Linked DNA regions of Homo sapiens: region 2 is linked to region 1. The links are chromatin loops, found by intact Hi-C in ENCODE. Cell type or tissue: PC-3. All regions are shown on one strand. Links, peaks and the distances in the headings refer to the core of each region. The heading gives the core; the rest is flanking DNA.

Region 1 (16,740 bases), core at 6,111-10,110:
TTACAGAGCACAGGCAGAGTTGATGTAGTATCATTCTTAAGGGATCCAGGATTTTCAGAATGCTCAAGGACCACTGACTTCAACTTAAAGTCACCATCTGCAGTAGCCCCTAACAAGAGATTCAGTTTGTTCATTGAAGCTTTGAAGCCAGGCACTAACTTCTCCTCTCTAGCTAGGACAGTCCTTGATGGCATCGCCTTCCAATAGAAGGCTGTTTTGTCACTATCGAAAATCTATTGTTTAATATGGTCAACTTCATTGATTATCTTTGCCAGCTCTTCTGGAAAACTTGCTGCAGCTTCTGTATTAGCACTTGCTGCTTCACCTCGACATTTTATATTATGGAAATGGCTTCTTTCCTTGAACCTCATGACCAATCTCTGCTAGCTTCAGACTTGTTTTCTGTAGCTTCCTCACCTCTCTCAGACTTCATACAATTGGAGAGAGTTAGGACCTTGCTCTGGATTAGGCTTTGGCTTAAGGGAATGTTGTGGCTTGTTTGATCTTCTATCCAGACCACTCAAACTCTCCCTATCAGCAATAAGTGTTTTACTTTCTTACTGTTTGTGTGTTCACTGGAGTAGCACTTTTAATTTCCTTCAATAACTTGTCCTTTGCATTCACAGCGTGGCTGTTTGGCCCAAGAGGCCTAGCTTTTGGCCTGTCTTTGGCTTCTGGCATGCCTTCTTTACTAAGCTTTATCGTTTCTACTTTTTGATTTAAAGTGAGAGATGTGTGACACTTCCTTTCACTTGAACACTTAAAAGGCGATTGTAGGGTTATTAGTTGGTCTAAAAATGCAATATCTGAGAAGCACAGTAAAGCAAAATGCAGTGAAATGAAGTATGCCTGCACTGACTGGTTCTTTGACCATCCTCTTTCCTAACTGCTGCCCCACATTTCTATTCATCAGTAAGTATTATTAGCTCTTCTCCCAAGACATATCCAGAATAAGTGCACTGCTGCCTCACCAACTCAAGTCCCTACCGCTTCCCATCGGGCTCGCCTTTGTAGCTTCTTAACTGTGTGGTTTCTCCATGCTTGCTTGGCTATTGTCCACTCTCTCTGCAGCACCCAGAGTCACTGCTCCAAAGTTTCACGTAGAACATATTACTTCTCCCTTGCCTAAAAACTTCCAAAGGCTAGCCATTTTATAGGGATAAAATTTAAATGGCTTGCGTTTATTTCTGTTGATTTCACTCATAATTCAGCCTGGCCCATATCAGGGCTTTGTACTTGTTCTTCCCTTTATTTAGAGGATCTTGAGGACCTCCAATAAATAGCAGCCCTTGTCTATGCCTGGGTCCTCAAATTTCTCAAATGAATTCCAAAATAAACAAAGGAATGACTGATAGAGGCCAGGCTTGGTGGACATGACTTTAGGTCTTACTCAAGGTGGCTAGCTCCAGGGCTTCTCAAAGTCTTAATACACATATGAATTACCTAGGGGTCAGGTCAAGTGCAGATTTTGATCAATTACATCTGGAGTGGAGCTGAGAATTTGCATTCCTAACAAGCTCTTGGGTGATGCTGATGCTGGTATTCCCCAGACCACACATTGAATATTAAGGTGCTGGCTGGTATTATACCCTCCAAGTAGGCCAACTAACTTATTTTCCTAATAATAGTCAGTGTCAGACTCCTCTTAAAACCTAGGAGTGGGGAAAAGCTGGCCACCCTGACAAACACCCTTCCTGGATTGCTGGCTTCATTTACCAGTCTCAAGTGAGACTTTTCTTCTTGGAGACGCCACCTGGCCAATTTATCTCAAACAACAGTCCTGCTGCCACTCCATCACTCACTCTCAATGGCATTATCCCAATGTATGTTTTTCCAGCTCTCCTAACTATCTGAAAATGTTACTAACTCATTTAGTCTTTTCCCCCTGGATCAGAGAATAGAGACTGTCTGTTTTGTTCACTGCTGTCTTTCCGTAACCATAAAAGGGCAGTGTTTAATGTATGTAGTTGTTAAATAAAGTAATATAGATTAATTATAAGACAGATAAATAATGAGCTCCATGATAAGACATTTTCTTTTTCTCATTAACCGTTGTATCCCTAGCATCTAACACAGGGTCTGGCACATAGTAGATGTTGAATAAATGAATGAGAACTCAAACATAGGGAAAGCATGTTTTCGGGTAATAACTAGTGGATCAAGTTAACTGGAAAGCATAACTTTACCTAGGAAGAGTCAGAATTATCTTTCTCTCTCTCTCTCTCTGTTTCTCTCTTTCTCTTTTTCTTTCTCTCTTTCTCTCTCTTTTCTTTTTTTTTCTTTTCTTTCATTTTCCAGATTCCCAGAGTCTGGGCAATAAAAAAGAGAGAATGTTTTGATATTAAGAATGGTGCCTGACTAGTTACTAAAAGGCCTTTTAAAAAAGAGGCTGCCAAAGCCTGTACCATTTGGTAGGAAGCTGTTGTCTACTGACACATCTAAGCATAGTCACAGACATTCCTGAGAATGAGCCGTCAGTCCTTCTATCTCTGGCTCCCATTTCTATTTGAATGGTGTCAGAACTACAAAGCTCAGTCACTGAGTTGCCTTTTCAAGTCATCCTGGATAATGGCCTGAACTTTTTCTTCATTTCTGTGAGAAGAATTGGGCTATTCACCTGTCCCCTGCCCAGATGACTATTGCAGATTGGTTCATTTTGACATCCTTGATTGAGGTGTTTTTTTTTTCTCCCCATCATCTGAGGCTGGGAAAAAAATGGCTCAAACATTCTTTGACTAGCTCTTATTCTATCAATAGCGACTTGTAAGGACTCCACTTCTATAACTTGGTTGTAACTGGCTTAATGAGAGAAGAAATGACCTGAAATTTGTTGAGTGTGTCTTGGGGTCCAGGTGCTTTGGAAGAATAGCTGTCTAAGAGCTTGACCTTGAGTATTGACTTTGTTCTTTGTTTCCAAAATGGGTTTGGCCCACATTTCAGTCCTACCTTAGCGTCTATCTGATTGGTAATTTGATGTGTAATTTCTACACATATGTCAGTACTTTAGGACATTCTGCTGTTTTGGTTTGGTTTGGTGTACAACAGTAGGCTCTTCTAAGATACATTAAAAAAATCTTAAATACTAGAGATAGAGACATGGAAAAGTGCAATGAATGAATCCATTTGTTCATTCAGCTGATGTTTGTTGGGTATCAATTATTTGCCTGGCACTTTGCTCACTGCTGTGTATATGGGGATGGTAAATGAAAATATTATCTTATTCTTTTCACAGGAAGGGACTTTTCTCTTTAGTCCCTGGCTCTGTGTCCCTTCCTACTCACTTCCTCCCCACCTCTCCTTGACACACACACACACACTCTCTCTCTCTCTGTGTGTGTGTGTGTGTGTGTGTGTGTGTGTGTGTGTGTGTGTCTCCTTACATCAGTAGAAATGGCAACTGCCTTGCCTGGTGACAACATGCCAGTGGAGGAAAACTCACCTAAAAGTAAAGGACCGGCTCTATTCTGTCCTCTTTCTGTGGTACCTGCTTGTGGTTGTGAACAGTCTGCCCATCAGTCTCCATATGGCAAGCAGGCCAGATAAGGCCTGCCTGGTTCTTCCCATTTCCATTTTCAACCTCAAACAGAAAGAGGAGATCAGGATAGTATGTCACTGCAGACCTGGGGTGAGGGAACAGGAAGATCCATTTTGGTTTTGGCCTGAACCAAGCCGTTTAAAATTTACTTACAGAATTTCCAGGCACTACTGGGAACTGCCTAGTAGCCATTCATGAAGCTGTTCTTGCCTACCACCTGGCTGCTTAGGTCTGCTTGGGAGGGGGCTGATAGGCAATCCCAATCTCTGACCGTATTCCCAGCCCTTAAGGAGATCATTATCTAATATGTAAGACAGAGAGGCAAATGCATAATTACTGTGCCTATGAGAAGCCCTGTACTAGGAGTGTGTCCCAGGCACTGTAAATAATACAAGACAGGCACTTCTATATGGTATACTAATTAGTTAACACCACATTCTTCTGCAGCAGATTGTATCACTGATAGCCATGATAAGGGAAGAAAATTGCCCCCAAATGGAACCTACAATTGTCTGTGTACTGTCTTGTTTGTGTACTTAGAAACTGTGCACAGTTTCCCCATCAGAGCATACCATGTTACAGTTTAATTTTGGTATTAGCTATGATCTGAAGCTGTTGGGAGCTGTCATTCTTAAACATCTGTACTTGACTTGTTTAAACTTAGGGCTCTGGCCTTTCCCCAACAGCCTGGCATGCCAGGAAAAGTAAAGAAAAGACCTCATGCCATTAAATAGACAGGTGGTTTCCATGGCCACCAACACAGGAAGACTCCAACATCTTAGCAATAAGCTGAAGCAGTTAAAGGGGAGTTTGAGAAACAATCAGATTTGTTTAACAGTGTGTGGGATGGCTTCATAAGAAATGGTGTAAGTGCCCGTAAGAGGGACATGCTTTTTCTCATCTTCTAGAGCTGGGAGGTTAAACAGGAGCCCAGAGATACATATGCTTTCCATCTTCTCAGTGGGTTAGTGGGAAAAGTGAAATGGATATTAGCAAGCGCTTGGTTAGTGAGAGACCTCTTGTGGGGCAGTTTTTGAGGATCAGAACATTATACTGTGCATTGTCCTCTAAAGTGAGAGAGAGCACACCAGCAATTTGAGTGGAAACATCAATAAAGAAATAATAAAAACCTTATTAAATGAGAAAGTGCTGGAAAAGTGCATCAAGGCAAGAGGGGACATCTCAGCAGCAGTAACTTGAGAAAATATCTTTAGGGAATTTAGCTGTAACTGAGAGTGCGTGCCACAGCAAATGCATGCTTCACTTGTTCTCTGTGACACTGACACATCTTTTGTGATCTTTTCTAAATGCACCCTCAAAATGGGTTAATGTTTTCTTGTTTTGTGCTGAATTTTATAGAAATGCATGCCTCTAGGGAAATTTTAATTGTCTCCTTATTTATTTTGTCTTATATTAATTCCCCATACAGTTGAAAATTAATACTGCTGTGGATTTACACAATTTGCTAATTAGTAAGAAGCTTGCCATTTACTAACACAAATCTATGAATAAACCCGCTAATTTAAAAATTATATCACAATCAGAATGTTCCCATGGAAGTTGGAAGCTCAGAGAAAAATGCGGTCTTTAGATATTTATTAACAAGGTGATCAGTCAGAGGATTACCGTAGAATATGTTATTTCAATGCTAGAAGTTTGTTATTCATGCTCCTAATTGAAAGAGTCAAGATTCTGGAAGATACACGTATTATCACATCCTTAGCTTGAAATGGATCGAACCATCTCAGGGCTGCCATGAAAAGTTTCCCTGGGTCATTAGTCTAAAGCCGAAAAGTGAAATGAGCAATAGGTTTTCCATGTTATGCAGCAACTCTGATTGATTGGTAATGGTATCTAAAAGATTCTGTTAATGCCCTGCAGGAGAACATGTCATAGTTAATTAGCGACATCTGCCTACAGTGCAGGAGGAAGATGCCACAACATGAGTGCTAGGCCTGGGCCCTTCCTGGTATAGAAGACCCCAGGCAGTGAGCTTACCAAGCAACTTTTACTTTTTTGACTGGAGGTCGGAGCTCCTGGGAATGTGCATTTAGTGGGGAAAAATGTTCTTTCTGGACTGTGCAAGAGGAGAAGTAAATAATGCCATCCTAGAACTCCAAAGACCATGCTGAGTCATTAGACTCAGGGGTCAAGTGGACAGGCCAATGGCATACTCAAACTCTCCTGAGCTCCCTATATGACTCTGCCTCATCTGCTTGGCTTGGTTCACCCATGACATCAGAGAAATATTTAAGTTGGGAGCAACCCTACTTCAGGCATGTGCTGTTACTAAGGGTAATTGATGCTTGAAACCCTGGCCTGAGCCATGGAATGGTTTCATGTGGCCCTGTGTGTATGCCAGTCAGGGACATGGGTCAGGGAGATGACTAGAGATTGGTTGACATTATGCTTCCCTGTTAGAGAACAAAGGTAGGGCAGGGTCTAGCACACACCTCTGTCTTCTGAGCCCCGCTTCCATGAGCTGTTTCTAACAGGCTTTGCGATACACAAAGGCAAAGACGACACAGGTAGCAGTCAAGTGATGCCAACACAACTCTGTCCCGGCAGGACTCTTGGCGTAGGGGTCTTCTAAACAAGATCACTTGAAACGGATCAAAATTTTCCAAGAGAAGCGTTTTTTAAAAAATTCTATTTGTTGCCTCTTTTGGAAAGCAATGGTCCTTCCTCATTTTTGCAATGAAACCAGGGTGCAAATGTATGGGTTACTAATAGCTGGCATTTGAAATAGTATTTTAAAAGCAAAAGCCTTTAAGATTACAGAGCTCAGAGATTCTGCACTGGGAGAACACACATCATTGTTTTACTTGGACTCAAAATGCATTTTTCAACAATACCTATGCATTTCATTAGTGATTGCTTATCAGTCTTTTAATTATTATGTTGTGCTTCTCAGCCCACGTGGCAATGAGAGTTGCCATAAATTACCCTTAGTAACTGGCATATGCTTGAAGTAGCATTGCTCCCAACTTTGTTTCTCTGATGTCATGGGTGAACCAAGCAAGCAGATGAGGCAGAGCCATGTAGAGAGCTAAGGAGAGCCTGGGTACACCCTTGGCCTGTCTGCTTGACCCCGAGAGACCTGGCATGGCCACCTTATGGACTCTGAGTAATCTCTTTATACCTATGGAAAACCAAACAGACAGACTCTGTGGGTAGCAGTGATTGTGCACTTGAAAATTAATTCCTTTCTTGACATCATGTCTATTTTTTTTTTTGTTCTTCCTGTCACCTCCTCCGCTCACCCACCAGGATGTAGACATTTGGAATGATCATTTACATGAAAAAAGTACAGCACATAATGCAATGTGGGCAGAAGATCTTTCTTAGCACTGTTGGAGGTGGGGAGGAGACCAGTGTCACATACCTGGGTACAAATCTCGGCTCCATCACTTGCTTCCGTGTGTACTTGGGCAAGGGACTTAAACTCTTAGTGTTTTCTTTTGTAAAATTAGGGTGATAAAAATACCTCAGAGGCTTTGGAGAGGAGTAAGTGAGATATTTACATAAAGCATTTATAGCATAATGTCTGGTATATAGCAAGGGCTACAGGAATATTAGCTCTTATTAGTATGGTTAACAAATGCCAATTTTAAATGTTACTGCACAAGTTTTCTAACGGAATGGTCTCTCCTTCATGGGTATCATCAGGAGATGTCCTTGGTGGCATCATATGTAAACGTTGACCTCCAAGTCCTGTTTTCAGAAATGACTTCTCTTAGCTGTATAAAAATGTGAAAAAAAGAGAGCATCCTTTGCCCTGAGCACAGTATTTCCTAGACAGTGTTCAACACGGTGGTCACCTTGGATAGAAGGCAGCAGCTACAGGGGACAAAGGCAGCGTTACACACCTAGGTGATGCCACTGCTCCTCTTCTCTACCACCAGCCTCTATTACCTTCAGGGTGTTGCTATTCCAAAACCCACCCCAGGCCCTCATTTTGCCTAACCGTTTTCTGAGCGGTGTTGGGTGACCACTTGTACTGAGAAGAGCTTTGGGGTTTTCACTAATGGGTGACCTTGATCAAGTTGCTTGACTTCTGTGGGTTTTGTTTTCCTCCAGGTCTACTGTACAGGCTATTGGGGTTTAAATGAGCAAATGCAGGTCAAGTGCCTAATGTAGGCTGGGCATTTAGAAGTATTCAACCAATGCTCATTTGTCCTCATTGGTGCAAGGCTCTTGTTGCTGTGAAAGGATATGAAGCCAAGGAAGAGATGGATTTTGGATCAGTTGCATCTTCCCTCGTTAACTATATAAAGACATGTTTGTCATAGTTTCAGAGGGACCAGCTCCTTCTTAATCCTTTACCTTTCTGTCTCCTCTGCATCTGGGTCTGTCTTTGGTGCTCAGAAAACTTTATAGATGTCACTTAACATTTGTCTAGCCTCTTTTGTGTTGAGGCAGTATGCTGACTACTGCGGGAGTGTCAAGGAAGGTCTGTATATAGACGGATCACCCAGATGGCTGTGAGAGACTCACTGTTCATTCCAGGTCAGGAGGAGATCAAAAGTAGCTATAAGAAAATGACCAATTAGTGTTCCCTTTGAGAACTCTTAGCTCCAGGAAGTCCTTATACAAGTGAAAAGGAGGACAAGGCAGAAATAAACATTAAGTGTTATTATAAGGAAGGCAATAGCCAGTATGTAAATGAGCATGACCACACAGGAAAGCTGTTTTGAGTCAGTGTGAATCATAAGACCAAAGTGAATGGATAATAGCCACCCTGCAAACTCCAGCTCTCCTGCAGAAAGCTTGCCTGCAGACAGAAATGTCCCACCTGGCCTGAACAATGGAACCACGTGATGGAATTCAGGTGCCGGTCTCAGTCTGCTAGCTTGTTAGTGTTGGATGATGCTCCCCAGTAGGCAGCCAGAGCCTCATTACTGTTGGTAACAGTAAGCTAATAATTAAGAGTTCTGAAATTCCAAATGGTGACAAATAGAGTGAAGAGGTAATGAGATGGGTAGGATTAGAGATCCCCTGATGAGTGCCTCTCATGGCGAGAGGATGAAGAAATGAAAAAACGATGAAGAGAAAACTGCCATTGTCATTCTAAGAGCTGCTGAGAAATACCAATTTGTCTAGGGTGCAGGGAAATGGGAAAGCATTTGTCAAGCAATGAAAAAGCAAAATTACCTTGAATGGAGCCCTGGATAATGCTGTTCTGTAAAACCCATGATGGTGGAAGAAGAGTCAAGACTTGATTCATTTAAATTCGTCTTTTATTTAATGTTGTATAATAGGCATCTCTGCTGAAGTTGGGAAGCTCTATTTCAAGACTCCATGAGCAAGAACCTCTCAGCTACAGTAAAGTCTGGCCATACTGGCTTTAGTGGGGACATAACACAGAGGCTATAGTTTGACTTTTTATGATTTCCTTTAACCGACATCTTCTGAGGGCCTGGAAGAACACAGGGAATCAGTAGTTTGGGACGGCTTTGGATTCAAGGCCTTGAATTTATATCTGGTTATCTTCAAATGTGTTTTCCATATGCTAATAAACAGGATTGAAGGAAGATGTGCATTATATACTTCTAAACTTGTTCTCTTACAAGGTTGTACCACCTGTAGTACACTGTTACGTAAAAAATGTATCAGTCATGTAGTTATCTTGTGAATAACACCGTTAGATATTAGAAGAATATGGTAGACCACTTAAAATAGGAGTAAGTCTATAGAGTACAAATGATACATAGCTATAATTGACACTGTAATTAGCCTTATACTCCGTTTTAGCAAAAACCTATGAGCAGCATTGCTTTGCCATGAATATTGCCAACAATTCAGGAGTCAAAAAATGGTGGAATAATTTCTCTCATATGCAGAATAGTAATTATTATGTTGTATTCACTTATGTTGGGAACTTTAATTTGTTCAATGTAAATGTTCAAAATATAATTTATGTGGTTTTTCCTTTGGTATTTCTTTTGGTATTTATTTTTAAAATAATATGTGAGAAGTGTTAAAGTAAAAGACCCAATGTTTCTTAACCTCTGACTGGCCTTGCTCTGATAAAGGGATGCTACAGGAACCCCTTTGGAAGCTCCTGCTTCTGAAAGATCACAGTTGATTCAGATTTACCATACAAGCTTTTGACATTATTTCTGAGTTGATGTCCCAATATGTCCACAATGTCTTCATACAGTCCATGGAGATGAATATCTGTGATATCTGTGGATTTTTTGATGGTATAGAGACTATAATATAGTAGAAATTTTGATTACTCCAGAAAGATACATAACAGTAAGGTGATTTTCAACTTCTGATTCTCCTCTTTAAGGATTGTTTTTGTATTTAAACATGTAAGTTCGTCTCTGCTATTACAGTCCACATGAAAAACATGATTTGGGTTTCGTTTTGTTTGTTCTTTTTTTTTTTTTAACCGTTAAGATGAATCTCAGAATGAAAAAAACGAATCTCGGCCTCCATCAGACTGAGAAGTCATGCCATACTTTGTCCTTCAGTGTAGAAATCTGTTTCCTTTTTATTCAGGTTTCTGTCTTTCCCTGATACGTTTTTTTTCTTTTTTTGAGATGAAGTCTTGCTTTGTTACCCAGGCTGGAGTGCAGTGGCGCAGCACAATCTTGGCTCACTGCAACCTCTGCCCACTGGGTTCAAGCGATTCTCCTGCCTCAGCCTCCCAAGTAGCTGGGATTACAGGTGCCCACCACCATGCCCAGCTAATTTTCTGTATTTTTAGTAGAGACAGGGTTTTGCAGTGTTGGCCAGGCTGGTCTCAAACTCCTGACCTCAAGTGATCTGCCCTCCTAGGCCTCCTAAAGTGCTGGGATTACAGGTGTGAGCCACTGTGCTTGGCTTTTCCCTGATATTTTGTACAAACACAAAGCTCTAGGCCTTGATGCTGGTGTTTTAGATATTCATCACCTGTGTTTGGTTTGGAAGAATCATTTTATAAAGTGACAAAAGTAGTTCTAAATGTTATACATTTTTGTAAATATGATACCATGTTTAATACTCAAGGTCAGGTTGAAGCATAAAACATAGAAGTATCCATTTACACCCTATATCTTTCTTGACTAGATGAGAAGAACTTCAGGAGCCTCTCTCTCTCTCTCTCTCTCTCTCCCTCTCTCTCTCTCTATATATATATATATATATTTTTTTAAATATATATAATTTTTATATATAAAATAAATATAAAATATATATATATATATATTTTAAAGCAGTGACCTCTTTTTGCATAAAAGGTCTCCGTCGGATCAATCAGTGGAAGAAGGGGGTTGCTGATTCACATTACGTAAAAACACAAGTCCTCACTTGAGTCATAGGTAGGTTTCTTAGAAACTACAACTTTAACCAAAACAATGTATAATGAAACCAATTTGACCATAGGCTAACTGATTAAAAAAAAAATTCCTGTGGCATATTTCTCCTCACAAAAACATCACCAAACTTCTAAATAAAAACCAAAATATTGTTAATATTAAATACAGAAATAAAGATGATGTCTACATATTATAAGAAAGATTAATAAAAGCAAGATAATTATTTACCCATTCATTGCAGTTCAGGGTCTCAGGTGGCCAGAGCCTGTCTTGGCAGCTCAGGGCCCAAGGGAGGAGCCCACCCTGGACAGGGCGCCATTCCCTCTCAGGACTCACTCTACATACCTTCTCACTCAGACCGGGACCATGTAGACATGCCTCTTAATCTCACATGCACCTTTGGAATGAGGGAGGAAACCAGAGTGCCTGGAGAAAACCCATCCAGACATGCAGATAACCATGAAGATTTCACACAGACACTGGCCCCACTCAGAAATAAATGAGACTGTTAAAAGTATAAGACTGTATCTTCCTTAATTATCTTTCCTTCTCTCACTGGATGAGTCAGCTACAAAGCAGATGTCATTGAGAGTGCTGGGGGCACCAAGTAACATGTCTAAAGAGCTCTGGAGCAGAAGAGGGAGTAGGTATGAATACTTATCAGGAAGAGGGAGTAGGTATAAATACTTACCAAGTTGGCAATGAACAGGCTGGAGTAAGGGCTTCTTGGCCTTCACTATACGTTAGGAATAGAATCACCATAGGAACTTTCAAAATAAAAACCAAAAAAAAGCCTGATATCTAGGTCTCAGCCAGACCAATTAATTTAAAATATCTGGGAGTGGGGTGTTGGTGAGGAATGTGGAGGACTTGGAACCCTCTTTCATTGGTGGTGGTAATGTAAAATGGTACAGCCACTAAGGAAAACAGCTTGGCAGTTCCTTAAAATGTTAAATACAGAGTTCCCACATGATCCAGCAGTTTCACTCTTAGGTGTACGTTCAATAATTGAAAACATAAGTCCACACAAAACTTGCACCTGAATATTCACAGCACTATTCACAAACGTCCAAAAATGTAGTAACAAATGTCCATCAACTGATGAATGGAGAAAAACATGTGGTGTATACATACAATGGGGTATTATTCAGCCTTTAAAAGGAATAAAGGATGAATACATGGTAAAATGTGGATGAATCTTGAACACATGCTAAGTGAAATAAGCTACACATAAAAGGCTATATATCGTATGACTCCATTTCTATAGAATGTCCAGAAAAGGCAAATCCACAGAGACAGAAAGTAGAATAGTAGTTGCCAGGGGCTGTGGGCTAGAGGAAAATGTGAAATGACTGCTAAAGGAAATGGTTTCTCTTTTGGGGGTAAAAATGTTCTGAATTAGGTAGTTATGATAATTGTACAATTTTGCACACATACTGAAAACCATCAAACTGTACACTAGAAGGGTGAATTTTATGGTATATGAATTGTATGTCACTTTTCAAAAGTCTTAACAGAAAAATAATCTGGGAATGGGGCATATGCTTTTTTTTAAGCTCCTGAGGTTTATTTTTATAGACAGGATCTCACTATGTCACCCAGGCTAGAGTGCAGGGGCATGATCACAGCTCACTGCAGCATCAACTTCCCAGGCTCAGGCATTTCGTGCCATGGTCTCTGGAGTAGCTGGGACTATAGGTGCATGCCACCACACCCAGCTAATTTCTTCCTCTCCTCTCCTCTCTCCTCCCCTCCTCCCCCCTCCTCCCCCCTCCCGTCTCCCCTCCCCTCCCCCCCTCCCGTCTCACCTCTTCCCCCTCCCCCTCCCGTCTCCCCTCCCCTCTCCCCTACCCTCTCTCTGTTTCTCTCTTTCTTTCTTTCTTTCTTTCTCACTATATTTCCCAGGCTGGTCTTGAAGTCCTGTTCTTAAGGGATCCTTCTGCTTTGGTCTCCCAAATGAGAGGTATTAGCCACCACACCAGGCGTCCTGAGATGATTTTTAATGTACAATAGTAAAATCTTTTTTTGAAAGTCAAATTTAGACCCTGAACACTCTGGAGCTTGAATCTTTGTTATCACGAGTTTCTCATTAAGTGAAACGCCACACAAGACCTTGTATGATCTGATCCCTGCTCATCTTTCAAACCCATCTCCTCACCTCTGCCTTGCTGCCTGCTGTTAGGCTCCACCCCACACTCTTCTTTCCATTCCTCTAAGATCTTGAGATCATTCTTGCCTTGGCAATTGCTGTTTCCTCCATCTGGAACATTTTATCCCCATATAGTCACATACAGTGGACTTCTTATCATTCAACTCGCAGATCAAACGTGAGATTCCCCTTTCCTTTGACACTTAGGCAGCCACTTCTGCCTCCTCCAAGTCCCTTCCTGTTCTTGGATTTTGATCATTTCCTTCAAGTCACAATCAGAATATTTTTCCTTGTTGACTGGCTTGTAGTCTCTACTGCTTGCAATATGCACCCTGTGCCTAGAATACTACATGAGAGCAGAGGGCTGGTCTGTCATATTTACCACTAGAATAGTATTTGGAATATGGCAAGTATATAATACATATTTATTAAATGAATAGGTGATTAGAGTTTGATGAGGAAAGGTTATTAAGTATATGTAATCCCTGAACATCTTTTTAGGAGACAGGGAAGAAACTGGTGAGAATGAGGTTAAATATGTAAAACAAGTAGGTTTACAAAAAAAAAAAAAATGACAGAACAGAGAAGAGGTAACTGATGAAGTGAGATCTTGAAAAGGCAGTTGGCATTTTGAAATACCTAGGTGTTTTCTGTTTATAAATAGCTGAGGTTTTGGATTTTCTTTGACTTGTTAACAATTGAAAATTTTTTTAGTGACATAAGTTGATGACTTAATATACTTCACTAAAAAATTCTCTTTGTATAAAAATGTTACAGGTATTCTTGTTTGCTTAAATTCTGGGACACTTCAAGTTGTCTTCTCTTTCTCTTTGTTCACTTTGTTATCTTCTTCTAGGATCCTCTTCTACTGTCTCCTGTGGAATTTTGACATACGCCTGTAGATTAGAATGTTTTACAAATCATATAAACTTCAATATATGTCTCCAACCATTCATTTATGTGCCTTGTTTTCCAAGTCATCAATAAAGTATGTTTCAGAGCGGGGCCAGATCAGATTGTGTTGTTCCTCAGTTAGATGACAGGGCATTGTTCCTCTCAAGGTTCATCTTGGGATCCATTAGCCAGCAGCTTTTAATAAGCTCATTTACATTCTTGGTTAACAATTGAGCCCCTAGTGTTTAAGTTAATTGAAATAGAAACCTACTCTCCAGTTGGTAGAAGTGTCTGGAGTTAAGGCTTTTTCTGACATCCCCCAAAGACATTCGTGCCTTCTAGGATTGGTCTAGATTTTTGCCATTCACTGAGTAATGCCAGGGTATAAAAATAGCAGATTATTTTTTACAGTGAACCTTAATATTCCTGGCCATAATGAAATAACAACTTTATTTTTCTAGTTAAAAGGAAACACAGTTTTATTCTTTTAACGAAGAGAACAGTGTTTCTTTTTCATTGTGTCTGACTTCCTGGTTGCCTAGGAGACATTAATTTTCATGGTAGATTGTTTTATCTAGGACATTTAGAAGAAGTTATTTCCCTTTATGTTGTATTCCTAAGTCATGACAAATTTTTATTAGCAATTTGGAGAATTAGAGAATGCCTGGCATTAACAAAGTTTTGGGGAAATGGGACTTTTTTCTATACAACCGTTGGATATCAACTATTGGCTACATTTCTTGAGAGCTATTTAGTAGTTCATACCCGTAGCCTTAATAGTTCAATATACTTTGAACACAGTGATTCTCAAATCTAGGAATTAATGCATGAGAAGTAATCAAAGAGATGCATAAATGTTGATATGTTGGTGTATGAAGGACCTTCCTCATAGGGTTGTCAGGATTAAGTAACATATCATATAAATTGCTTAGAAAGATGAAAGTACCGAGTAAGTACTTAGCTGTTATTTCTATTATTTAATCAGATGGTAGTTTTTGACACTGCTCTACCTCTAATATGGAGAGATAGTAGTCACCTAATGGCAGTATGGTGTCAAATACATGATTTTATTTGTATTTATGTAACCATTACATACCATTTTTGTGATAAGCATTATACGAAGCAACTTAACAATATTAGCTTATGTATGAGTTGACAATTAACAATTGTTTATTGAATAAAATTAGGCATTACTTTTGTCAAGGCAAAATACACCAATATTGTGACTAGCACTTATCAAATATTTAAGTGCTTTATGTGTGTCCTTGAGAAGAAGGTACTGTTGTCATACTCATTTCTCAAATTTAAAGAAGCTAAGGAACTTGCCTGAGTTCATAAAATGAATTGGAAAGAAGATACAATCGGAAGCCATGTTTGTCAAATCCCCGTGATGGGTTAGCTACATTGTTGCAGAGATTGTTGGAGTCAAGAGTATGATGAAGTATAGGAATTTGTTTTTTGAGAAAGTTCTCAAGTTGATCTTAATAGACCTAGTTTTAAAACTAGTGCTCTGAGATGTGCTTTTCAAACGTTAATGTACAAACAGCCTAGCTGGGGATCTTGTTAAAATACAGGTTTATGCATTACATCTAGGCTGGGGCCTGGGAATCTACATTTCTTACAACTCTCAAGTGATGCTGTTGTTGCTACTTAGAGGACCACATTTTGAGTAGCCAGGCAAGGGAAATATGCGCTCTTTTTCTTCCAAAAACATCATTTGCTACAGAAAAGAGAGAGAAATCATGAAATGGGATGGAAATGTTTTCAGGTAATCTGTTGATTAGAATTTCACATCTTCATGAGCTTGGTTTCTTAGGTGCATTTGCTGAAGGCCTGAGTTTCTTAAACTTCGGCCAGTGGGTTTTGAAGGCCCTCATGCTCTCAAAAAGTTTGTATTTATTGTTCTCTATTTGATGAAATAATATGAAAATGACAGATATAGGCTTATATTTTAAATCAGCTGCTTGTTGTCTGATAACAGAGTACTGCTATGTGGCTTTAGTGCAAAGGGATTGCCTAAAGTGACAGAGTTGTTATTAATTCAGTATTTCCCAAATCAGGGCCCTGAAGTCTTATATTCCCAAGTTTAAGAAATCCTTGAATAATATTCTCTATGAAGAGTGTCTCTCTCTCTCTCTCTCTCTCGCTCTCTCTCTCTCGTGCTCCTTTTTTTCTGCCTGCTTTATATCCACTGCCAGCTGATTAGATTGTGCCCACCAGATTAAGGGTGGATCTTCCTTCCCCAGCCCACTGACTCAAATGTGAATCTCTTTTGGCAATACCAAAAGAGATTTCGTTACTTTAGTTGGATGTTAACATAACATTTGAAAGCAAATCCGGAAAAAGAATCTGCCCTACCCTGAAGTGAGCTATTGTCAGTTCCTGTTCACAGCTTGGAGATTTCCCAGTTTGGGGCCTGCATTTGCTTTTGTGTCACTGAACCTTACTCTACTACAAGTTAGGTTGCCTATCTAGCCCTGTCAAAAAAATGACTGAACACATCCACTGAGTCACACACAAAAGGATAGTAGAGATCTTTTCATTGTTTCTTTTATGTTTATTAAATTTTAAAGATAAAGCTCTAAAAGTGTTATGCTACCAGCTGGCGAGAATTGTAGGAGATGCAGATGTAAAGGTAGTTTATAGGAGGTAGAGAGGGTACAAATATGTCATAAGAGAGAGGTAGCAAGAGGCTACCTTTTATGGCTGAAAAGTGGGAAATGGAGACTCATTTAAGAATGTTGAAATCATATATTTTTAGTCCCAAATAAAAGAAGTTTTCACCAAAAAAATAAAGAAGAAAGTAATCGGCTAGAAATGTGAGACCTTTTTTTTCATTTATGTATCTACTTCTG
Region 2 (16,740 bases), core at 5,832-9,831, 82 kb before region 1:
CATATATATGTGTACGACGTAGGTAGTAGGATGTTAGAATGGTTGTATTGTCTATTGTCTCAGTTTCACAGAGCCACCCATAATACAGCGACCAAAAGACAGCTGCCTCATATAGAAAGTCATGATCCTGGTCCATGGCTTTTGTATATATGAGTCCAGAGGAGACAAGAGAAGATGTCTCTTTAGAGACAACTGTGGCCATGTATTGAGTCATCATTACCCTCTTGGGAGAAAAAGTAGAGTGTACTATCTTGTAACCCAAAACCCCAATAGGAGGCATTAAGAGGACTAATCAGAAAGCTCTGAATTATTTCTTGCAGTTGGAAAACCAGAGGCTTGTGCCTGCATCAAGCCTGGGAAGTTTAGAGGGCCCATGCATTTGAGACTCACCCTGAAACTCTGGAAGGCCAGGAGAAGAGGGGCTGGCCAACTGCTTGGGTGGTAGGGTAGGAATGCTCCTGCTTGCGAAGTGGCCAATATTTCCCAGTTTTTGTCAAGGCATGAGATGTGTGTGTTTCCTGGGGATCAGTTCTGGACTGTGCAAAGGAGAGGGCCAACGTGGGGTTGTTTTTGATATACTTCAATACAGTAACTGAAGGAGTCATGGAAAAGTAGCATATGAAGTCCAAGGCAGATGCCTAGATGACCTGGGGCTTGGGATGGGGGATCCCTGGCCACCCACCTGGGATCTAGTGAGCTGTTTGAGAAAAGAACCCAACAGGAAACCTCTGCAGAATCCATAAAAGCTTATCAAAAGAGAAAGTGTCAGCCCTAACTATCTGCCAGGCCCAGAGACAGCCAAGCTAGATTATAACAGAACTAGCACAAGGAGGAGCCCTTCTGTCTCTTAGTTTCTTCAACCTTGAGAAAGGCAGAATGCTGGCTAATAAGGTGGAGGGGCCACAGGGTGATCTGGAGGCTTTCAGTCTGAAGCAGGGCCAAGCTGAGAAGGGGAAAGATTCCATACAAAAGCAACATGGTTGTGGAGTTTGTTTTCTCACCTGGGACTGTATGTGTAACCTGAAGTTGTTTTAGAACTGCCCATTACCTGTGAACAGCAAACTCGTGGGCCTGCTGTAGTTTTTATCCAAGGGCAAAGGAAGATTATTACCACCTAATCAAATTTAGAGGGGCAAGGAGAGTAAAATGTTGTGTTTTATGCAATGGATCATGCTTGTTCAGCATACTCGTTACATGAAGTTATGTATTTGTATGCTTATTTCTAAACAGACATGCTCTCTACAAAACTCCTAGGTACATACCTATGTATTCAACACATATTAATAAATGTATCTATTTAGATTAATAGAACCATTTTTTTCAGTAAAATAATTTGCTTTAGGAACCAACATTAATCAATTTCAAATTTTCAATATTTCACGGTATCAGTTTTTCAACATGCTTGTATTACTGTTTTCTCCCATTTTAATATTAGAGATAATGAGAAAACAAAAATATTGTGGGGCAAACACCTATGAAGAAAAACAGGATATATAGAATAGATTCAGTAGCAGGAAAGCATGTTAAATTTTCTCTTTTTCAGTCTTGTAGTACCTGTCTATTCTAGAACATCTTTCCTCCAGTGCAGCATTTCCTAAAATATGGCCTTCAGGATAGTAAGAGGAAGTATTTGAAATGACGGTTTCCTAGTTAGATATGTGAGGGAAACACATTTCCCTTTGCCAAGCTCTACCAGCCATGGGATTTCTCAAACTCTCTGTTAGTGTATGTTGTAAATTTCACAGTGGCATTGCCCAAACATATTTGGTAACAGCACACTGTTTTGATGGGGGCTGTGTTTTGAAAACATGCCTTTAAGATCCCTGGTGGACTGTTCAAGTCTCATAGTTACCCTCACAAATACAGAACATAGATTCCAGATCCCAAAAATATCAGATGATTCTAATGATGATAAGTTATTTCTGGAGGCAAGGAAATATATTCTGCCAATTCGTTCCTTTCTGGTTTGGAGGAAACTACTTAATGCAGATACTACTACCCTTGATCATAGAAGGAGTATAAATAATTGAGTATACTGCAACCCTAAGGTGATCATTCTTGACTTTGTGGCTGGAGAAAGTTTTGACATATCTAAAACCTATTTAGAAGACCATCTGCGTACAGCATCTACATGAGCCTAAGAATGCAAGTAACTTGGTTTTATTAAACACTTTTGCATCTGTGAATCTAGATGTAGGATTTAGCTTGGTACAGTTAAGATCACTCTGCCTCGTAGTATAGTCTGAAGTCGGGTAATATGCCTTAAGATTTGTTCTTTTTGCTTAGTCTTGCTTTGTCTATGCAGGTTCTTTTTTGGTTCCATATGAATTTTAGGATTGTTTTTTCTAGTTCTGTGAAGAATGATGATGGTATTTTGATGGGAATTGCATGGAATCTGTAGGTTGCTCTTGGAAATATGGTCATTTTCACAATATTGATTCTACCCATCTATGAGCATAGGATGTGTTTCCAGTAATTTAATGCTGTGGGGGGTGGGGGAAAGAAAACAAAATCATGTTGTACATTGAAAGGGAAAAACGTAGATGGTCTCTAGAGTGGAAAACTGTTGTCACTTTATCTTGCAGTGAAGACTCATTCATTCGACAATAGTTGGGTGCCTACTATGAGCCAGATTATATGTGAGGCCCTGGAAATGCAATGGTACTCAAAGATACACATAGTCCTTGCCACGTGGAACTACCAGTTCAGCTGGGGAGATAGACAATATCAAACAGCCATACCAAAAACTGTGAAAGTGCTTTCATGAAGGAAAAGTTCCAGATGCTATGACAGTATGTCTTAGGGGCTTTGACCTCATTAGTGAACATGGGAAAGTTTCCTCTGGAAAGTGACAATTGAGCTAAGATAGGAATAGGAGTTAACAAGTGAAGGAAGGGAGGAAAGCACATTAAGGGCAGAGAAAGCAGCAGGTACAAAACCCAGGGCCAGAGGAAGCAGGGTTGGCATCACCAACCAAGAGAGGACCACATACCCCTGGAGCGGGGGAGGTGGGGGGAAGAGGATACTCCTCTCCCATCTGATCTTGAGATTGTTTCCACCTGTGATGACTTTGCTCTGAACTCTTCTCTTTCGCAGAGTGATGGTTAAAGCCCAATGGAAAATGCAACCACATTTCTCCCCTTTTTTGTGCATTTACTTTGGAAATTTCTAATATAGAAGAAAAGATTTTTGTTTTACAAACTTGAGAATGAGCATGAGTAGCTCCTTACCGTTTCCCCCATGGGGAGGGTGTGTGTGTGTGGGTAAAGAATCTGTTATCATTCATTGTCTTTGGGCCTCTTGTGAAATGCTTAGAAATACTCAGTTCCATTTAAATTAAGGATCTGCAACCCTGGGTCTGACTGAATTAGCTTTTGCCAAATGGCCATCATTTCTAACTAACTGTGGCTTTGAAGATCTTATGTATTCCAGTGTGGTGTAAATTACCCTTTGGGGGCATGTGCTGGTAATTCTCCATCCCCCGCCTTCCTAGCCTATTAGGCGACCTTGTCTGCCCTGCTTGTTGACCCAGGAGGTTGACTGTGTCACCTGGGCTTCCATGTCTCTGTCTTCCAGTTTGGGCTTGGTCAATGGGAGGTACTGGAAAGAGACCAGGCAATGGGCAGAGAGAGAGAGATGGGGGATGTTTACTCCCATGGAAGTCTTTCTCATCATGTTTTTCAGGGTCTGTGTCCCTTCAAGGCTGTAGCAGTGATGATAGTCGTCCCACTCCCCACCCCCTACCCCTAACCCACCCACCTTTACCTCACCAGGCTCTGATAACATGTTCTCTTTCTTTGCTTTTTTAGGCCCAGGATACTAAAGGCATTCTGCTGTAGCTAGTACCAGGGGCTTCAAATCCTTACCTTGTAACCCAACCTCCACCTCTGAAAATAGTTTATTTCTCTTCAAAGTTGCAGAGGAGTATGACATCTGTGTCCTGTCAGGATTCTGACTGATGCCATCAGAATCTGGTTTTTGGCTGCCCATTTTATTCTCTCCCTTCCAAAACCTGAATAGGCTTCAGATGGAGATAACTAGGGACCAGAAGAAGGATGGTGAAATTCCCAGGATTATACAAGCTCACTTTCCTCTCTTTGGGCCCAAAGTAGATCAGTCTCTGGAGAAACGAAGGACACTGTTTGTCATCATATATCTGCCTGGCTGTCATTCAGGACCTAATTGGACTCTCGTAAATTTCATTCTTTTCATGCTTGTCATGTTTCTGGGCCCCTGAGAAAATTCTTGCCATGCAAATTCTGAAGCAAGACATTTTGACATAGCCATTTTGATGCTGTGGGTATTTTAATCTTCAAAGTGCAAAGAATAGAATATAGGTCATAGGCACAATAGACATCTTCACACCCTCCTGGGCCCTCTGCCTCATCCTTGTACCTCATCTTCACTTGAATTGTATTTTTACTTTGTAAAAATATTCTTACATATATGCAAAACTCAAGAGAATAGTATGGATTCTCATGCATCTGTCATCCAACTTCCATGATGATCAACCTATACTTGAGCACATGTATTTTTTCCTTTTCTTTTCTTTTTTTTGAGACAGAGTTTCACTCCTGTTGCCCAGGCCGGAGTGCAATGGCATAATCTTGGCTTACTACAACCTCCACCTCCCAGTTTCAAGCAATTCTCCTGCCTCAGCCTCCCAAGTAGCTGGGATTACAGGTACCCACCACCATACCTGGCTAAATTTTGTATTTTTGGTAAAGACAGGGTTTCACCATGTTGGTCAGGCTGGTCTTGAACTCCTGACCTCAGGTGATCCTCCTGCCTCAGCCACCCAAAGTGCTGGGATTACAGGCATGAGCCACCACACCTGGCCTGTGTGTTTCTTTTTTGCTGATGTTTAAAGCAAATCCTACTCAATTATTTCACCTATAAATACTTTAGTATGTTTATTTAGCAGATAAGGACTTTAAATGTAATCACAGTAGCATGCAATAAAATGAGCAAGCATTCTTTAATATATGATAAATAGTCCATGTTTGATTTTCATTCATTTCCTCACATTTTTTTCAGTTGAGTTTTTAAAATCATAAGCCATATGACATCCATGCATTGCCTTTGGTTGCTTTGTCTCTTGGATTTTCTTTAATTTCTCTCAATCCTCCACCTTTAAATTTTCTTATTGAAGTATGACAAAAACAGCAAAAGTGCACACATTTTAAGTGTTTAGCTCAATAAATATTTTCAAAATAAACATCCCATGTAACTATTTCTCAAAGATGTAGAAAATACCACTCACTAGCACTAGTACCCAGAAATTTCCTGTTCACTAAGTGAACACCTGCTCTGCAAGATATACACCATTTTAATAATCATGGATTGATTTTATCTGTTTTTAAACTTCAATAGAATAATACAGCAACTTATCTTTTTGATCTGTCTTTGGGGAATTTCAACTGTCTTTTAGGAAAAAAAAAGCTTATTGGGGTATAGTGTGTATATAATAAACTGTGCCCATGTAAAATTCATTCATTGAGCTTTAAAAGAGGGATACACCCATGAGTCCACCAAAATCAAGGTGCAGAACATTTCTGCCACCCCTAAAACTTTCCTTGTGCCACACTGTGGACATTTCCTTCTGTCACTCCCAGCTCTCAGGCAACCGTTGATTTTATTTTCTGTCACTAGCGGTGATTTTGCATTTTCTAGGATTTTTAATGAATTAACCCATAATATGAACTCCCTTGTGTCTCGCTTCCTTTAGTGAACATAATGACTTGGAGAATAGTGGTTGCATGTGTTAATGTTCCTTTTTATTGCAGAATAGTATTCCATTGTATGGTTATTCGACATTTTGTGTATCCATTCACTTGGTTCACATAGGGGTTGTTTACAAGTTTGGATTATTGTGAATGAAGCTGCTTATGTATAGATATTTGTGTGGACATGTATTCATTTCTCTTGATTAAATTGTTAGAGTGGTACTTACCCCAATTTACCTAGTACTCTTTCTTCCATCCTACATTCTATGCTTTCATCTGGGAAATTTTTAATCTGCCCAAATAACCCCCTTTAGTTCCTTTTAGTGTTTCCTTTAATGTGGATTTTATCTTCTTGCAGAGATATGTTAACATTCTGGCAGGTGGATACAGTATAAGCAAGTTATATTGATTTAATCCAGAAATGATATTTTTCAAATTCTGTGGTCTATTTCTAGTTTGTCCTAACAATTCAAGCCTTTTGAGTTTCTCAAATGAAATTTTGGGGCATTTACGATGGCCCTTTCTCCTTAGTGTCTTCTAAATTGCAATTTTGTCTCCCCAACCCTTTTAGACTGACAAAATGGCTCCTTCGTTTTTGGTCTTTTAGCATTGATTTTTGCTTAGTTAATTGGTCTCTTCATATGTTTGCAGTTTAGGAATTTGCAAATATCTCAAGGGGAAATTACGTTAGGAGTATTGGGATCACTTTTCTTTGGTTCACCGTTCTCACAAATCTTAGTCCCTCAAGTCCTAGCTGCTGCTTCTATAGCCCTTAACTTCCAAACTTCTCTCTCTAGCTCAGAAACTGCATCAAGCTCTAGCTGCTGCTTTCTACTTGGTTTATTCCCTCACGATGCAAATTCGCAAATGCCCTTAGGACACAAAGTTGCTTTAACTATAGAGCTCACCTCAGTGGGCTTTCTTTGCCTACATCATCTAGGATGCTTGAATCTTGCATGCCTTGGTTGTGCTCTGATGCTTTTGAACAGCTTTTTTTTTTTTTTTAATTTATGCATCTATCACAATTACTTTCTGCAGGAGGATTAGTCTGATGTATGAAGTTATTCATTCATAGCCAGAAGCATAACTTTTCCAGTCATGTTTTAAGGAAAGCCCTCCATTCCCACCCCCAACACACCATTTTTTAAAATGACATTTGTTTGTTGAGAAGATATGCCATTCACACCCTCTTTGAATTTTTCACACATTTGATTTCTGATTTGCATTTTTGTAGTCATTCTTAAACACGTTTCTTCTGTTTCTGGTAAATATTTGGTTATATATCATAGGATGTTAATATATCTCCCTATGATAGTAACATTAATATATCATAGGGAGCATCACACCATGAGCCATAAAATGAAAAGATTCCTGAACTTTGCTCCACAGTGGAATCACCTAAAACATCTCAAATTAAAATTACTGATACTCTTACCCCAGACATTGTGATTTGATTGATCTGGTACACGACCTGAACATTAAGATTTTTAAGAGTTCCCCAAGTGATTCTAATGTGCTTCAAAGTATGGGAACCACTGATGTAATGTACTATTATCCCACATTTAGTTAAGTTAGGATTGATCCTAGATTCACATGTTGTCAGTGTGATGCCTTAAATATCAAGTTTCCAATTAAGCTTTAAGGCAAAGGTTTTGCAGCTATGAATGGTGGTTGTCTAGACCCATTATTTCATTAAGAGCTGTGAAATGGTGATTTTCTAAATCTGTCATTCCTCCTGCTTTTATTAACTGTGATTCCTCTATGAGGAAAAACGTTCCCTCCATGTCGTGTTGTTACTTTGAAAGGTTGTCCATACAGGAAAGGCAGGGTAAGTGTTTAATTTCCCTTAGTTTCTTTTTGTTAATATTTTCTAAATCATAAGTTGGTGTCCTGGCAACTTCTAAGGGTGACCATTGATTTTTACTCTTAAGAAATGTTTGAATGTTTGTGTATTTGATCTATTTCATTCTACCACTTTCATTGTTTTTATTGAAGTTGATTTGTCTTGGCCAGTGGGAGCCCCTTTCAAGTTAGCTCCAAGTCCTTTTGACATTACTCTAGTAGGTTTTGATAGCTTTCCACAACAAAATTTGCCAATTCATCATGTCTATTTCCTGGAGCAGATCTGGAATCAGTCATTTCTTTAAGAATCCCTGGTCCCTTTCCGTGAAAAGAAATGCTTAAAAGTCCAAAATAGAGGCACTAAGTACAACCTTATCCTTATCTCTCAGCCTATTCATTTCTCCCAATTTACTTGACAAGACTAATCATAATAATAACCTAATTCAATTTTTTACCACATACTGTATATATGTTTTAGGATACTTCTCTGCACTTCAGTGTTCACATCTATGAAATGGGAATGATAATTGAAATAATCTAAGCATAATGCTTGTCCCATTGGCTTTACAATAGACAGCCAATAGGAATAATGATGGTGACAATAGTAATTATGTGGCAATAATGGTAGTAGTGATGGTAGCAGTTCATTTTTTCAACAAATTATTATGTATCTAATGTAAGCACTGGACATAGGCAGTAGTAGTGATGGTCATAGTAGTTATTTTTTAAATAAATATACCCTTCCTATATGTGAGGTACCATATTGAGTACTAGAGATGGAATGGTAAACGAGACAGGCATAGCCCTTATCTTTAAGGGGAGAAATGAAAGACAAACTGGCAAATATAAATTATTTTTGATCAAAAAGCATTTACTTAGGTAATTCTCTAACTTCTACTAAAATTCCAAGAAGTTTCATACCAAAATCAAAATGACTGCTTCAAAGTGGTGCTATCAAAGTGGCCATAATGAAATGTCTCCTACCCAAGTGTCCTATGCATTTTGCTGAGTCTTTTTTTTTCTCTAAGCACCTTTCCCTTGAGAACTAGTTTTAATGAAGGGGATTCTTTTGCAGTGACTCAGAGGGTTGAAACTGGAGCTTCTCTTCTCTCTCTATCCCTGGTGCTGCCAGGATTCCCAGACAGCAGCTGTTTCCCAAGGAGATCCACCTGTCTTGGAAATGGAAGGAAGCCCCACCAGCCCCCACCATGACTTGGCCTCAGAGGAGGAGAAAGGCACCATCAAAGCAAGGGTTTCTATAGAACCCAGAGTCAGGAAGCCACTTGGCTTTCTCTGTTACTTTAGAGTGAAAATGAGGTCACAGGATGTCCCTTTCTGTGAATGATTGAATAAAAGACCAAGAGAAAACCTTCTCCGTGTCCAACAGCTAAAAGTATCCTCATGCTGTGAAGGACTCACTTTTTTGGCTTTTTATGTAGTAGCCAAAAGACAGTCTCAGCAGGATAGGAGCACAGGACGCTGGAGAGGTGAGAGCGGTTATTTTCCTCCTCTCACTTCTGGTGATGCCTGCTTACTTCATAGCGGGGGAAAGCCTCTTAATTGGAAAAAGAATAACACAAAATTTTCAGCATTTTGCCACTCTTGATCTTGCGTTATTTTCTCTTACTACATAGGAATTTATCAGGATTCTTCCTCCTCTTGATCATTGTGTCCATCCATAGGAATTTATCCAGCTCCCTTTTGTGGAAAGTGAACTGTTTTTTAACTGTAGGACATGCCCAAGTCTGGTAACCTTGAGGATCTTGTTGTCTAGAGGATGAAGGTAAAATTCATTCATTCTGGCCAGGCGTGATGGCTCATGCCTGTAATCCCAGCACTTTGGGAGGCCAAGGCGGGTGGATCATGAGGTCAAGAGATCGAGACCATCCTGACCAACATGGTGAAACCCCATCTCTACTAAAAATATAAAAATTAGCTAGGCGTGGTGGTGCATGCCTGTAGTTCCAGCTACTCTGGAGGCTGAAGCAGGAGACTCACTTGAACCTGAGAGGTGGAGGTTGCAGTGAGCCGAGATTGAGATGGCGCCACTGCACTCCAGTCTGGGCGAGAGAGCAAGACTCTGTCTCAAAAAAAAAAAATCATTGTACAAAGCTTAATTGATTCTGCACAGGATTCTTGGGCCTGGGTTAAAGTCATGAATCCAGTAGAAAATGCTCCTATTCTCCTGAGCAGGGGTTGACAAACTAAGACCAAATTCAGCTGTGGCCTGTGTGTATGACCCTTTGAGCTAATAATAGATTTATGTATTTAAAGTATTCTTTTTTAAAAATGCAAGAGACTATATATATATGTGGCTCACAAAGGCAAAAATACTTGCTGTCTGCCCGTTTAAGGGAAAAGTTTGCCAACCCTGCTCTTGGACATTTATCCCGAGGCTGCTTTTTCTATTATATAAAGGTCATGAGTATGGGCTCAGAGTTCCAATTCTGACTCGGCCACTTACTATGCAGTCTTAGGCAAGTGGCTTCACTCCTCTGAGCTTTTAATCTGTCAAAAGAAAATACTAAGAGTCAGCCAGGCAGCAAATATTTATGGAGTATCTACAACTTACCAGGGATTTCTAGGCATGGGACATGGAGTAAGATAATAAACATACACACAAATAGATGACTTAAATTCCTATAAAACTATGAAGACAAATGGAGCCAGGTAGTAGAGGTGGGGAAAGGGTAGTGTGGTTGGGGGGTTTATGTGCAAGAAAACGGCTTATGAAGGAGGGGAGTGGTCAACTGGCCAAATGCCACTAAGTGGTTCAGTAAAGGGAGGCCAGAAATTGGCCACGGGCTTTGGCAAGATGCGGTTTACGAGGGAGATGCTATGAGTGGCCTTTGGCCTTTATGCATTCATAATAAAAAGAAAAATGTGATTCTGGCTTTTTAAAGAACCTGGAGTAATCTTTCAAAGGAAACAAATAGGCTGAATTTAAAAAAACTTCTGCAAGTAATTTTATATTTCTGACTCTAACAATTGTATTATAGATAATAAGGAACAAAGAAATTAATGACTGCCTGCTGTCCTTTTAGTTTGTGTCCCTAAGATCTGCTGCAGTATTCCAAAATTATCCTGCTCTTAGGGTGCTAATTGGAAACATTTTTCAATTGAAATCTTTTATAGGCTGGGCGCAGTGGGGCATGCAGTAGCTCTAGCTACTCAGGAGGCTGAGGTGCGAGGATTGCTTGAGCCCAGGTGTTTGAGGCTGTTGTGGGTTGAGGATAGTACCTGTGAATAGCCACTGCACTCCAGCCTGGGAAATAGAGATGGCGTCTCACTCTAAAATAAGGTATTTTCCACATGGGAATGCAAAAGAAATCATGTTAAAACAAATCCCTGTGACTTTTAAATGCATGTCTAAGCCAATATTTGCAAACAGCATTTAGGGTGAATTAGCATGGAACACTTCGGGTTTCTAACACAGAGAGGTATTCTCCCAAACTTCTTCTCCTCTTTCTCATTTATCACAAAGATTTTTTCATCTTGGTGCTCGTCTGCAGCATCAGAGGAAACTCTGGCCACACAGCACTGCATTACTGGAGAGAAAATGCTGGTGCCGTTACCCCAGGATAGAAAAGAAGAAAAAAGGCCAACGTCTATTGATTGCGATTTCTCAAGCAGAGTGATGCCTTTAACACTCTGTAATGAAAGTTTTTATATGTGAGAGGGATTACCAACACTGGGCTGTTACTGTCCTTTGATGTGCCTCAGAAATATTACAGAAGTTATTAAAGAATCAATTGTGGGAAGCCAACTGCCCTACTCGGGCAGCTTCTTGCTTTGCTCCTGGCTAATTTATGTAGCGGTGAATTTTCTTTCTTCGTCTCCTAGTTCAGTTTGTTAGCTTTTGAAAAGATTTTTTTTTTGTTGTTTTAGAGTGGTGTGAGAGTAGATTGGCAACCCGTTTAAGTTCAGGATAGCAAATGAGTTGAGACTAACAGCATCTATCTAGGCACATGTGAAACATGTTTGTGTCCCCAGAACTCACTGAAGTTGGCTTTCACCCATTTTACAGATGAGGAAAGTGAAGCTCAGAGGAGTCAGGACATGGCCAAGGTCACTGTGCCAATTGGATGTCCACCCACAAACGTGAAACAGGCTCATGTTACTCAAAGTCCAGTGATTTCTACTTACAGTACAGCAGCTCTGTGCCAGAGAGAAGGTTAAAATTGTTTAAAACCTGGAAACTAATGAAACATGAAGAAATCATATGCTATGAGCCTGTGCGTTCCCCAGATTTCCACTGAACTGGAAATTGTTGGGACACCACCGTGGGTCTGAAACCTTTCCCTGGCAGCTGGACTTGGTGTCCGCAGAGGCGCTCTGTGGCTTGTGGTTAAATCGCGCAGATGGAAACCAGGCAGTGCTTGGGTACGGGCTCATGCTTTCTCCTCGCTTGCCCAAATTAAGCTGCCTAACTGTGTTCCTGGGGAGGCTGAAGGTTTGTTGAGGGTCAGCTAGCATTTCCTAACAGCTCTCTAGAATGCGAGTAGCATACAGTTTCCTTTCCCAAGTGATGACAGACACAGTCATCGCGGAATAGCTTGAAAGATTTTTCTAAATTTGGACTGCTTTTATTTGGCTCCTTATATTAAATCCAAAGGACCTCACATAACACCATCTTTTGTACAACTGTTTTGATCCATGATTTTATAGCTTCTCAAGTCAGAAATGTTCCAAGTATGTACAGATTACCGCTTTATACTTAAATATAATAATTTGTTGTATTTCTAATACTTATTGTGTGTTTACTGTGGGGGCAGGTATTGTACTAACAGCTTTACACATATTATTTGATTTAGCTTTTGCAGTAGTTGTGGAGCTTTCATTATTCCTCTTATACAGGTAGGAAATCTGGGGGTTAAGTCACTTGCTCAATATCACACAGCTAGTTCATCGTGCAATCGGGATGTGGAATCAGGTGGTTTGACTCATGTCTCATATTCCTAACTATTGCCTCCCTAGATTAATAAAGTCTTTGAGGATATTTTGGGCACATTTCTTTTTATTAAATTGCTTTGAAGGTTATTTATTTCTTACAGATTTTGTTTAGGCTTGTGGCAATCTACAGTTGTATTTTGCATAGAAGGAAACTAACACCCCAAGAAGTAAAATGTCCACAGCATGGTTCTTCTTACACTCTCCCATCCTTGCCCCTTTTACTCTGTTCTCTTTTGCTCACAAGATACCTACCTCTGAAGGAGTTTAGTGTCAGGTTTCAAGATTCTGCATTATTGATAACTTGCTTAGTGTCCAAAGGCTGGAGAAGCTATGTTGCATTGTCTCCTCTGGGTCTAGAAATAACCTCTGTTGTATTGTCTAAGAAGGTAGTGAGGGAAAGAAATCCATTCTCAAAAGAGAACTTTAGTTTTTTTTAACCCTTTCCTCGGTGACAATGAATTTTAGAAAATTTATTTACATTAAGGTTTGTTGATTAATTGAGAATAAGATAAAGATACTAAGAAGTATGTCCTTCCCATGATTTTTGGAATTAGGGTCAAATTATGGCGTTAGCTTGTTCTAGAAAGTTTATCTCCGAGGTATTCTTTTGGCCACATTTTCATCCGATTAGTTTTGTGAGCCAGACCTGGAAATCAGGACTAAATTATATTCTGTGCCTTTGTCACCTCTTTACGTCCCTGCGGAAACTGTCATCTGCCAGCATTTGGAGAAGACGCGCTCTCCTACAACACCTCTTCTGTATTCAAGTCATCTTTACTACAAAAACAAAAGACATGGAGCCCCTTGGTAACGGGCCATGTCAACTTGGAGCTAAGATAGTTGTTCGGAAGAGAAGTACAGGTGTAGAAACACAGCATGTGCTAAAAGTAGTTTCTGTGGAAAACCTGATCCTTCTATTCCCTGTGGTTACTGAGTGAGTAGAACTCCTGGCAGAAATCAGAGAAATCGTTCTCATACATCATTTACTCTTTCACCACTAACCACTCTTAGAGGAACCAATCATTTAAGAATTAGTCAGCCCCTGAAGATGTCTGTGGCTGTCTTCATGATTTTCCCCCATTTTTGAAACTTAGTAGTTGCAATTAAAAAAAAACAAAAAACAAAAAAAAAACACTTCTTTCCCAAATTCTCCCCAGCCAAGAGCACATTCTAGTTGAATCTAGAGACTGGCACAAAAATAATTTCAATTTTCAGAGTCCTACCCGTGGTGTTTCTTGCGTCCATCTCTAAATCCCAGTAGAAGATGCTGGTAGTCTGCCCAGTTCTGTGTAGCTGTGTGGTACAAACAACAGCTAACTCTTTTTTTCATGTTTCATCTCAGAAGAAACTGGGTTTTCTGTGTTACCCAAAGTGATTTATTGTTTTCCATGCAAATGAGAGTCGGATTTTAAAATAGCATTAAGATGGTTCTAGAGGAAAGGCACGGTGCCCACGTAAGTCATTATCTGGGGATGCCGTGCGACACACGCACATGGTAGCATATGGTGGCGGTGGATGGACTGAGGCCCAGAGAGACAATTTGATGGATTTCTTTGAGACTCTGAATTAGACAGTGCCTCCGGAGATGAAAGAAGGCTATTTTTCATAAAGTTATCTCCCCTCCCCCTGCCAACTTCCCCTCTTCTCTAAGTGTTAATTTTTTTCCTCTTGTTCTAGGGGATGGGCCCCTGGATTAGGTTGATGACAGATTAATGAATGGATAGGTCCAGCAAGCACAGGCATTGTTGCCATCTCCCTCCGCATTTCTGCATGGATCCCCTAGATGTAAATCAGAATAATAGTTAGTGAAACAATGCTCAGGTGCTGGAAAGACAGGCTCTTGTTTTTAGGCTCTCTGGAAAATTTTCCCTTTATTTGATTTTGGTGGTTTCAGTCATATGGTCTAATACAGTTTCATACAAATGTAATCTGGCTTCCCCAGCCTAGTACAACCCAAATCAAAATGATATTATACCTCTTCACAGCTGTAAATCCTTCCTCAAATTAAAGCTCTGAAACCTAATCTGCTAGAAGTCTACAGAGGAGGAGGGGCGCCTCAAGCTCCCCACCAAGAATAGCATTAAGCATCTAATGACAACTTGACAGAGACTTTTATCTGTTGTCCCCTGTGAAATAAAATCTTCAAAGTTATCTGCCTCCTCTTTGAAACTTAGCACAGGCTGTACTTGGCCAGGTGTCTCAAAGCTGATACCAAGAGGGCAAAGATTGAGAGTGTTTTTTACTCAGTTATTTCTGTGTGTTTTTTTTTTTTTTTTTTTTTTAATGACCTGGGAAGAAGTGAGTAAATTTGACATGTGGCTATTTTCCAAAAAAGGTTAAAGAATCCTAACAGGGACTCAGGTAAGACATTGATTTAATTGAATTCATCAATTAACCAGTGATTTAATTACTCTGTATAAACCAGAGGGACGTCAAGATAGGACAAGGAGTGGGTCAGTCTTGGGTGAGAGGAAGGATTAGAAAGCTGGAGAACTAGATGAGCTAGATTTCCTGGCAAAGTTCAACTGTAAGTGTTGAGTGGATGGGCAGGGGCCTGGCAGAGTCTCAGGGATGGCGTAAGGCTCACATAGTAGGCAGACACTGCTAAGACAAATGCTGGGTTAAGTGTCTCTTGCATCTAGAACACAATTAGTTCCCAGAGAGGCTTGTGGTGGTGGTACAGTGACTCCTTTTTTGTGTTACTATTCCAGGAATTTTCCAGAGCTTCTAGACATGGTCCCCTTAATATAGGATTTTGATTGCTTTGGAAAGAGTGGGTTCTTGCAACTCTAAACAAGAGGACAAACATGTATCCTTTGTGATCAACGAGAGCATTGCTTAGGCATTTTAGTCTCCCTGGGGGAATAGGGTAGAGGCTGATTATTCAAAATCATTTGCCTTCTGTCCAGTAGTGTCTTCTTTTGGTGTCGACTTCCTCACACTGGTTGTCATTTATAAAACTGATGGAATCACACTAGTTGTGTCACATCAGTTAATGATACCAGAGTACACACTTTAGGTTTCTGAGATAACTTCGAAAATGAAGCCAGACCTCCTGGCTAGAAGAATCTTGGAATACTTTATTGATAGAGTCCTTTAGGACATAGGAGTCAGGTAGGGTTCCTGTTTGAACCAGTCTCTGGGAGGATACTTTCAGAAAGATAACATAAGACAAATAGCCCTCCCATACGCTTTGATCCCCAGGGCAGCCAGTGTAACAAAGGAACAGGAGCAAGGTCCTGACACTGTCATTCAAAAAATACCTTTTGGGAGCAGCTATCAAGTGTCAGGCTAGCCAGACACTGTTTTAGGCTCTGAGAATACTAGAGTGAATAAAATAGTTTGTATCCCTGCTCTTATGATTCTAGGATTGTCATCTTTAAATGGGCACTGTGTTTCAAAGACTGCAAGTAGCCTACATTAACTTGGGACTTCTTAATAGAGGCAGTCTACCTAGATACATTAAAGCAATCAAGTGGGGACAACAGAACAAAAGAAAAACAGGAAGGGCATTATTCTAGAATCTGGCCAGTGACGGCTACTCAGCTTTAAGGGACAAGAACCTATCAGAGAAAGATAGAGTTGGAAAATCATTTTACTTTCCTTGAGTTGACTTTAATTCTGCTTTAATACTAGACACGGCTTTCATCATGCTAAACTAGGCTTTCCTGCAGTAATAAGCAACCTCTAAGTCTCAGAGGCTTAAAGAGAAGTTTCTTGGAGTTTTATTTCCAGAATGGCAGAATAAGGTGTTCCATGGACCATTTCCCAGAAAACATCCATAACTGATGAAAAATATAAAGAAACTCATTTAAAGTCTCTGGAAATTATTGTAATGGAATATGACAAATCAAAAGCACTTATGTGAGCAAATCTGAAGAATCTCCCTAAGAACATGAGAGTCTGTAGCATGTCAGACACAGCCTGCTATCTATCCCTTTCATGTAGCTCTGTGAGATGGAGCCTCCACTCTGGGCAGATGTGGCCAAAGAGATGGTGCTGCCTTTCCCCTCAGCTTCCAGTCAAGGGATATGGTATCTCACTGAGGAACAGGTCACTAGAATTTCTCATTCCCTCTGCCCTAAACTGCAGAGGCTAAGTTCTTGGTGAGAGTGGCGGAAAGTTTAGGAATTACCTTCTTCCACCTACCCCCAACTAATTAGGTGGATGTTCTACCCCGGGTATGGGAGGCTGAGAATATTGAGGCCCCAGTCCCCCT

The links. A loop is a pair of places that touch in the nucleus more often than their neighbours do. Peaks named below come from ENCODE experiments on the same cell type or tissue, not always from the same donor. Only the 100,000 strongest peaks of a DNase experiment are listed, where the experiment ranks them.
Region 2: it touches region 1 in a loop (27-fold over the local background); 1 of 110 quality-filtered maps calls a loop at or near these places.

The regions. Positions count from the first base shown.
Region 1 is chr3:60,547,435-60,564,174 of GRCh38, reverse strand. The region is part of intron 4 of FHIT (fragile histidine triad diadenosine triphosphatase); the gene reads left to right. Among named protein-coding and RNA genes, the nearest start is that of MIR548BB, 62 kb to the left of the region's middle. In PC-3, for the core only: no CTCF peak of the experiment used is centred there; a DNase peak (open chromatin) is centred at 8,274.
Region 2 is chr3:60,628,998-60,645,737 of GRCh38, reverse strand. All of the region lies in intron 4 of FHIT (fragile histidine triad diadenosine triphosphatase), which reads left to right. Among named protein-coding and RNA genes, the nearest start is that of MIR548BB, 19 kb to the right of the region's middle. In PC-3, for the core only: no CTCF peak of the experiment used is centred there; no DNase peak of the experiment used is centred there.